Regions from separate parts of the Homo sapiens genome. Here region 1 is linked to region 2. Evidence: chromatin loops called from intact Hi-C (ENCODE). Cell type or tissue: prostate gland. All regions are shown on one strand. Links, peaks and the distances in the headings refer to the core of each region. The heading gives the core; the rest is flanking DNA.

Evidence for each region. Peaks named below come from ENCODE experiments on the same cell type or tissue, not always from the same donor. Only the 100,000 strongest peaks of a DNase experiment are listed, where the experiment ranks them.
Region 1: it touches region 2 in a loop (2.1-fold over the local background); 1 of 110 quality-filtered maps calls a loop at or near these places.

Annotation. Positions count from the first base shown.
Region 1 is chrX:17,029,973-17,034,367 of GRCh38, forward strand. All of the region lies in intron 5 of REPS2 (RALBP1 associated Eps domain containing 2), which reads left to right. Among named protein-coding and RNA genes, the nearest start is that of REPS2, 86 kb to the left of the region's middle. In prostate gland, for the core only: no CTCF peak of the experiment used is centred there; a DNase peak (open chromatin) is centred at 2,539; H3K27ac peaks cover 1,321 bases.
Region 2 is chrX:16,983,074-16,987,468 of GRCh38, forward strand. All of the region lies in intron 1 of REPS2 (RALBP1 associated Eps domain containing 2), which reads left to right. Among named protein-coding and RNA genes, the nearest start is that of REPS2, 39 kb to the left of the region's middle. In prostate gland, for the core only: no CTCF peak of the experiment used is centred there; no DNase peak of the experiment used is centred there.

The DNA of each region.
Region 1 (4,395 bases), core at 157-4,156, 47 kb after region 2:
TACTCATTTAATGCATAGTTAACTGTTTTCCATTTGTTTTGTGCCTCTAATTACATGGTAAACTTTTGGAAGGCAGAAGTAGTTCTGTATTCTCTCTCAGTGCCTAGACCAAGAGAACAGTTATTGTACAATGGCAGCAGCTGCTGTTTCCTTATGTAATAAATACAAAAGAAATATTATGGCAAAAGCTTCTGGCTATACCACAGCTTAGACAATTTCAGCTTCCCTTTCTGCAGTGTTTTCCTTTGGATAAAGAGCTCTTATTTTGTTCTCTGTCTGCAGCTGTTGCCTTGTGTAGTGTCTCTGGGTCCTGTGCTGGGGAAGTTATATTCTCAAAGAAGGGTGTGTGTGTGTGTGTGTGTGTGTGTGTGCACGCGCGGGTGTGCAGGTTTACTATTTGACACTAAAGAGGAAGTGGGGCAGTTTGTATAACATTTCAGTCATCTAACTCGGGAATAAGGAACATTTTTGCACAGGCACTTCTACTCAGAATAGAAGGGTGGTGTCAGACACTCCCATAAAGATGTGGGCTGCTAGGTTGGAATAGGATAAACAAAGTCTAAAGAAGGTCCTGGGGTTCATGGAATACCTTCTGGGGATGGGGCACTGTGTTAGATGTGGTGCAGAACTTGATTTTCTAAGGTGGGACTCTGTGTACAAATAATTTCTTAAAGATAATAATTTAGCCATAGGCTATTTTTTATATTTAATGCTTCCTACAACCATAAGATCTAGTTACTGCTGCTTCTAATAGTATAAGTGAGTTGACTGTGGTTGAGAGAGGTCAAATAGCTGGTTTAAGGTTTCATTCATAACTAGTCAGTGACAGAGCCAGAATTTGAATCCAGGCCTGTCCAATGTCAAAACCTGCTCCTTTCATTACTTTGTCCTACATTAGAGTCCCATATTACAAGAAGGCTAGGTTCTAGAGTTGCTACATAAAGAAACGTTGGGTGTAGTAAAAAATACTCTTGAAAAATCCCTTATTGATACCACACTGGAGAACCAATATGCCATTTGCTCCCAGGGCCAGTACAGCTCAGTTTTATCCCCAAGTTGGAAAACACATTTGTTTCTTCAGCTGAGCTCCAGATGTAGTAGTTGGCTGTGTTTAGAGATCCTGTGGTACAAAAATATGTGCCTTTAAACACGAGAATCACACCCACTGTGGAGTGAGGTTTACGTTAGAAAAGGTATCAGTAGGACTGGGATTTATCCCTAAGCTCTCCAAAATGTGGCTGTGTAGGTTCCTACAGAGTGTGTCCTGGGAATACAGAGGCCAGATCCTGAATGGTTAGGATGATAGTCAAACTACCAGTGCATACTGAGCTTTACAGCAGTGTGACTGGGCTCACTAGACCCTTTCTACCTAGCCCCTGGCTGGCATGGGCATGGATGCTCATTTGGATTGGCACCCTGTGGCTTCTCTTCTAATCTCCATGTTCCCTTTTCTGCTGACAAACATGCTTCATGAGCCCTTCACTCAACTAATATTTAGTGAACACCTATTAAGTGCCAGGCACTGTGTTGAGAATACAAAAATGAGGTATAACACTAACAGTTTCTGCCCTCATGGAGCTACTGGAGAGATGGTCATTAACCAAACCACCACAAAGTAAATGTATAATTATGATATGGGATATCAGTAGGAATTACACTGTACTTTAAGGATGAAAATGGGCATGGGGTATGACCTAGCCTTGAGGGGCAGGGGCTGATCAAAGAAGGCTTCTGGTGGGGGAGCAACATTCGAGTTGGAATAAGGGTACATGGGTGTTATCCAGGTGACAGGGTGGGAGTGCGGGAGCAAGGTGACAAGATGGAGGGAACCGCATATACAAAGACATTTCCTATGGGTTTGCCATTTTATGAACATTATCTCTTTCAGTGCCCACAGCTATCTTATGAAATAATTAGTGTTGTTATCCCATTTTCAGATGTCAGAACCTGAGGTTTAGAGACCTTATTTAATTTGCCCAAGTTCACAGCTAGGAAGTGGCAGGGCTGGAGTTCAAACACTGGTCAAGGTTCCTCAGTCTCTGGCTCAGGAACCAGATAGATGGTGGTGTCACCTGTTGAGCTAGGAAGCCCTAGATGAAATACTGGCACTGGGGAAAGATCACAGGTTCAGTGTTTGATGTCAGGAACTGAGGTTTTGAGATAGTCCAGAGAAGCTGTTGAAGAACTGGTAGATTACATGGGTCTGGAGCTTGGGAGAGAGCTTAGGCTGGACATAGGTATTTGGCAGCAATTGGCTATCAGAAGGTCTCATGGTATAGTGCAGAAAAAACCAGACAGGTGCTCGCCCAAGTCCAGCAAAACTCTGTGTGACCTTGGGCAAGTTCCTTCTCTTTTCTGTAATACAAATGACTTCGAATGGATTTAACAGCCCATTGTAACAATCAGCAACAGTCCGATTCTCTTAATGTGTCTGTGGTTTTCATGGCTGGTGTGTTTTTCTTTCCTCTGTTCTTAGGTTTCCTTCTTATGCCTGTTAACTTGGTTTGGCTGGACTCCGTGTTCCAGAAAGCAAAATGCCAACCTGGATTAGTCATGTAGATGAGGGGATTTGAAGTGAAGGTTCTTGGTGATAAGGGATTAATGTTTACTGGGCATGGTGCTAGGCCTAGGCTGGGGTGACTAATCCCCCTCATGTTGTCACGTTGATGTGCCGATGGCAACCTTCTTTCTCTTCTAACTAGTTCTCTGGCCTTGTATTCAAGTTCTTCCTGCCTGATTACAAGGGGGCATGTCCTCTGGGTCCTGGGGGAAGCCTTTAGGGACTCCCAGCCAGTGCTGTTGCAACCCATGGTGTTGGCATTTTAGAGGTGCTTATGCCAATCCAGTGCCTAAACATTGGAATGATTTGTCTTTTTGCTTACTATTTTAGGAATTTCACTTTTGTTCGGGTGTTGGATTTTTTTCCCTTTGAAATTTCAGACACTAAGCATATCCTATGTTGGTAGATGATTGATAGTGCTTTGTAAAGAAATTATAAGACTTATTTTCTGCTTCATCTGTTATCATATGTTTAGATGTTGTTTTGTGGTTTGTTTTTCACAAATTACCCTCAACATCTAGATGATGTAGTCATTTGTAATTTTGCTGGCAAAAGATTTAGAATTGCACGCTTTATTCCTACTGTTCTCAGCTGCCTCTGTTTTTGCCAGGGTCATGAGAAACTTTATGTTAAGCCGTTGTCTTTATTGTCTCCTTGGCAGCTGTGGACACTGACCATCTTCTCGAAATGCTCTCATCATTTGGTGTCCATTATGCCTGCTCTCCTGGTTTTCCTCATGCTTCTATGGCTGCCCCTGCCTCATTTGTTTCAATCCTCCTTCCTCTGCCCTCCCCTTGTTATGCTGGAGACTGCTGGGCCTACTTCTCACTCTACTTACTCTTTAGATGTGTGGATGCTCATGACCACATAGCACCATCTGCCAGACATCTTCACTCTAATGTTCCACTGTCACTTTCAGCTGACATGTCTTTCTCATAAAATCAGCTTTCACTCTTCCACTCCTAGCTCCACCCACCCATCAGCACAGGCCAGAATGCTGGTCATTGTCTTTGACTTCTCTTTCTCTCCTTATGCCTGTTCAGTCCCCAAGTCCTGACCATACCACTTTTCAAATAGCTTGTGTCTGTCCATGCCTCTGTACTTCTTCGTTCAGGCCATTATCCTTTTCACTGATTGTATTGTATTAGCCTCTCTCTTGTTTCTTCTTGCTTCCACCCTTGCCTTCTTCCAATTCATTATTCTCATTGCACACAAAAACAATCTTAAAAACACAAATCTAATCATCCTGCTGACTTGATTGAAGCCTGTCCCTCTCTGCCCATGGCTCTTAACATGTCATCCATGTTGCTGTCTGGCCCTCGCCTACCTCCTCGGCCACAGCAGCTCACTGCCGCTTTCCCTCCACTCTCTGGCCATTTCCCGGATGGTCAGTGTTCTCTGCGTGGGAGCCTTACTCTTCACCCTCACTTTTGCCTTCTTTGTTTTCTCCTTTGTCTCAATTCATCTATGCTTTTTTCCCCATTAAGAACGTGAAACGTAAGTGTTTTCTGATATTTTCTTGTATATGCGATGTTTCCTTTTTTTTTCATTCTTAAAAAGAAAAAGATCTATTGCTTGTCAGCTCATTTATGTGTGCAACTCAGCCAGAGGGATGGGCGTCTGATCATTATTGGTTTCCCATCTCAGAGGCAACCAGGGTTGCCTGTTTCTTTTGTATCATTCTAGGAACATTTTACGCATGTACATGCAAATATAGGTATTCATATATATTAATATGTGTGTGTATGCACTATATGTATTTATATATTTATTTATTTTTTTAGACGGAGTTTTGCTCTTGTTGCCCAGGCTGGAGTACAATGGCACCATCTTGG
Region 2 (4,395 bases), core at 240-4,239:
ACAGCTCCCACAACAAAGAATTATCTGATCCAAAATGTCAATAGTGCTGAAGTTTAGAAACCCTGCTTTAGTATAACCTAGTTTATCCTGGTTAAGATAGGGTGTTGAGAAGATTAAATGGAAAAAAAATATATAAAATACAGCACACAGGGTGGTCTTTTTTTGGTAATTATGTGACAGAGCTTGGCAATGGCTCTGAGGTCTTCCCTTGCATTTGTGGGTCTTTTCCAACTTCCCTAGGGTTCAGTATTCAGTTTAATTGTAGTTGTGTTTATAAATCAAGGCTCGTTTTTAGCAGAATCATATACCCTTTAAAAAAGGGGGAGAACTAACATTAGATGCCTGTTTGGCACCAGGCTCTTTGTATGTGTTTTGAATTTTTACAGATATTCTCTGAAACTGATATTCCTTACCTCCATTTTGTTTTGTTTTGTTTTGTTTTGTTTTGAGACAGGATCTCACTGTGTTGCCCAGACTGGAGTGCAGTGGTGCGATCTTGTCTCACTGCAACCTCCACCTCCTGAATTCAAGCAATTCTCCTGCCTCAGCCTCCTGAGTAGCTGGGATTACAGGCATGCGCCACCATGCCCAGTTAATGTTTTGTATTTTCAGTAGAGATGGGATTTCGCTATGTTGGCCAGGCTGGTCTCTTAACTTTTGGCCTCCTGTGATCCCCCAGCCTTGGCCTCCCAAAGTGCTGGGATTACAGGCATGAGCCACCATGCCCGGCCCTCCATTTTGTTTTTGATGAAGACATTGAGGCACTGAAGTTAAGTAATTTGACCAAGATCACATGGCTTATAAGTGGTGGGCCTAGAATTCGAAGCACATCTGTTTGCCTCCAGAACCCTCTTCTTTCCACACTGCTATACTACCTCTTTAGCAGTGACTTTAACATAGAGAAATGAAGGTAATACCTGATTTCTAACAATTATGTGTTGTATTAGTTATCTATTGCTGTATAACAGGTTACCTCAAAACTTAGCACTTTAACACAACAAACAGTTATTGTCTGACATAGTTTTGAGAATCAGTAATTTAGGGGAAGCTAAGCTGGGTGGTTCTGGCTCAGGATCTCTATGGAGATTGCAAACAAGTTGTCTTCCAGGGCTGCAGCGATCTGAAGACCTGATTGGAGCAGGAAGATCCACTTCCATTGTGGTGCACTCACAGGGCTGTTGGTGGGAGGCCTCAGTTCCTCACCATGTGGGTCTCTCTTTAGGGTTGCTTGATTGTCATCATGACATGGCAGCTGGCCTCCTTCAGAGTGAGGGATCTCAGAGAGACAGCAAGGCAGAAGCCACAATATCTTTTGTGACCTAGCCTTAGAAGTCACAGATGATCACTTCTGCTCTTTTCTATTGGTCACATACACAACCCTGATATAATGTGGGAGAGGATGATACAAGGGCATCAAGAATACTATGAGATGGAAATCACTGGGGGCCATCATGGAGGCTGGTTACTACATGTTAATGATCCTCATTTGCCATAGTTACAAAATTATGAATTATATTTCCTTTTCATATTCTAATATTCCAAACACCTGTTTTGTACTTTAAGATACTTAAATCATTTAGAATGTGAGTGAAAATACAAATTGGCTTTTGTAAACACTTACTGAATGGGTAAAATAAAGGCCGTGGTACAGATACTTCATTGGGGAATTTTTTTTTTAAATAGGTTTGACTAGCTGAGGCTTCTTGAATCCTGAAAAGTTTGGTCTGATGTACTTTTTTTTTTTTCCTGGAAAATCTCCTTGTACCAAACACTGAATTCTTCATTTGCCAAAGTCCACCCAACTTTCTGATGTTTTTATTGCTGGTTTGATGTGCTTGAATGCCAGCCAGAGTATAAGGTGAATGGTAGATGCAAGGACTGTGCAGTTTCCACGGAGACTTCTTTCAGGAGCCCTTCATTTTTTCATTCAGCTATTGCTGGGAGGCATCCCCTTCCAGTTAATGTGTGGTACACATCAATTTGAGTGGCTCTTAGAAAGGGGCTCAGTTTATACAAATTAAGAATTGAGGTTTTTTTTTTCTCTGTATATCTTCAACGTTAAATTAGATTTCTATGAAACTTGAAGATGTTAACAGGAAATCTTCCTGAAACAGTTTAACTATACTTTTGTTTATTACACTTGATTTTGAGCTTTTGGGAATAAAAGTAGGGTCCTGGCTAGGTACAGAGGTATATGGATTTACTGTGTCTAATCGTGCAACCATGAAATAAACGTTTGCACTTCAGGAATCAACCCATCACTTTTTAACCACTGTTGTTTGCATTGGCTTAGAGCTTTGTGCTTCCTTCAACTATTTTCCTTTTTTCTTTCAAAACTGTGTTCAGTTGGTTGTGACCAATTTTACACAGAGACTGGCTCACTCACTTATGTTCTTGACTCCTGCTGTCCCAATATCATGCTTCATTTACACAGGGATAGCTTTTCCTGGCTTTATCTGTTGACTTGACATCCTGTGCATCATATTTCTTTTCTTAGATATAGAGAAGACTGAAAAAAATCCACGATTTGAAGAAAATTTGCAAAAGTGCAGAGCAATGTGAAAGAGATAGCTTTAATTTTAATTTTCACTGTAGTCAGAATAGGTGGCCTCCTGATGGGCAGACTTGCTTTCTCATTTTACTCTGTCCAGTGTAGATACCCAGATCAATCAAGGTCAAGCTGGTCTGGTCATTAATACAACTTTTGGTTTTAAACACAGCTGTGTACGGGGGTTCTTAGCATTATTAATAGAGGTTATAATGAAAACAAGGTATAGTCATACAGTTGTCTGTGTGGGTAGTGGCATGGAGGTGGAGTTGTTGCTTAAGATCTGAAAGTCAGGAAGCTGGAGGTTTTTGTAATTTTATTCATTATCAATCTTAAGAATTTATTTTGATCATTATAAATGCATGACTGGTGCTATTTTCCAATCCTGAGGTTTTTTGGGAAATTTTTTTGAAAAGAGGCCAGGATGAGGATAAAAATTAATTTTGAAAATCCATTTCAAAGACTCATTATGCTATGCTCCATCACTGCAATTTTAATGCAACTTATATATTGTGCTTTTACCTTTGGGACTAGCATTCTTAAAAGCTGACTTTTAATTTGGACTTTCTAATATGTGTCGGCTCTGTCAGCTCACGAGTGTGTTTTTATCTGTGCATCATGTTATATTGGGACCTGGGTGGAATGTAAATCTTTTACTGGCCTAAATCTGAGTCTAATCCTCTGCATGGCTTTGGTAGAAAATCAATTTCCTCTGCTCTGTCAAGATTTTTCAGGTCAGTGCTCTTTGGAAGTTTCCCAGTTCTCTTAGATTAAAATAGATTTTGTTTCTGTGCTACATACTGGTATTAGTTAGTAGGACACTGGGATCTAAAAGCAAGAGAACAGAGGCAGACAAGATATCCATGAGTTCTTCTATTTCAGTTAACTTGTTGACACACTGCACCTTTGAGGAACCAAGGAGTTTGTGTGCTTTCAGGCATCATTTGGGGGAGCAATTGTAAATGACTCCTGTAGGTGAGGCTGTGCACTTAATTTTAATGAGTTCAGGTTCATTAAGTGACCTGCTCACTGGGTCATTAGAAGTGACCTCACTAGAAGTGAATGGTAAAGAGAAGAACTACCTAAGTTCCACTCAGCTTGTTTCACTACTGTGGGGTATTGGAAGTAGAGTGACAACTTGGACTTTCTCAGTTTTAGCACTGAAAAGTCCCACATCCCAGGAACTTACTCAGTCCCCAGCAAACTAGGGGGAGCGGGGGATGGTTGGTCCCCCTAGCAGTGAAAAGTAAGGGGATGGATGATTTGGAACTGGTTAGTACCCTTATAGATTTTTTTTTTTTTTTCTGAGACAGGTTCTTGCTGTGTCACCCAGGCTAGAATATAGTGGCATGATCATGGCTCACTGCAGCCACGATCTCCTGGGTCCAAATGATACTCCCACTTCAGCCTCCCCAGTAGCTGGAACTACGGGGACAAGCCACCACACCCAGCTAATTTTTATTTATTTATATTAATTAATTAATTTATTTTTTTGTAGGGACAGGGTCTCGCTTTGTTGCCCAGGCTGGTCTTGAACTCCTGGGCTCAAGTGATCCTCCTGCCTTAGCCTCTCAAAGCACTGGGATTACAGGTGTAAACCACCATGCCTGGCTGTCTTATAAATACTTTAAGGAGGGATTTATTAGAGACATGTAGCACCTTGCTGCCCAGTGATGCTAGTAAATGAGTGACTCTACTTTGATTTGACAGAAGAAACAATGGAAAGAGGAGAGATGGAAGTTTTTCTACCTAAACTTCCTAAGAGGATGTGTTTAGGGGATGTGTTGGTAAAAAGTTATTAGCATTAATGTTTACCTGTATCTTTCTCATAGATAATGCAAAGACCT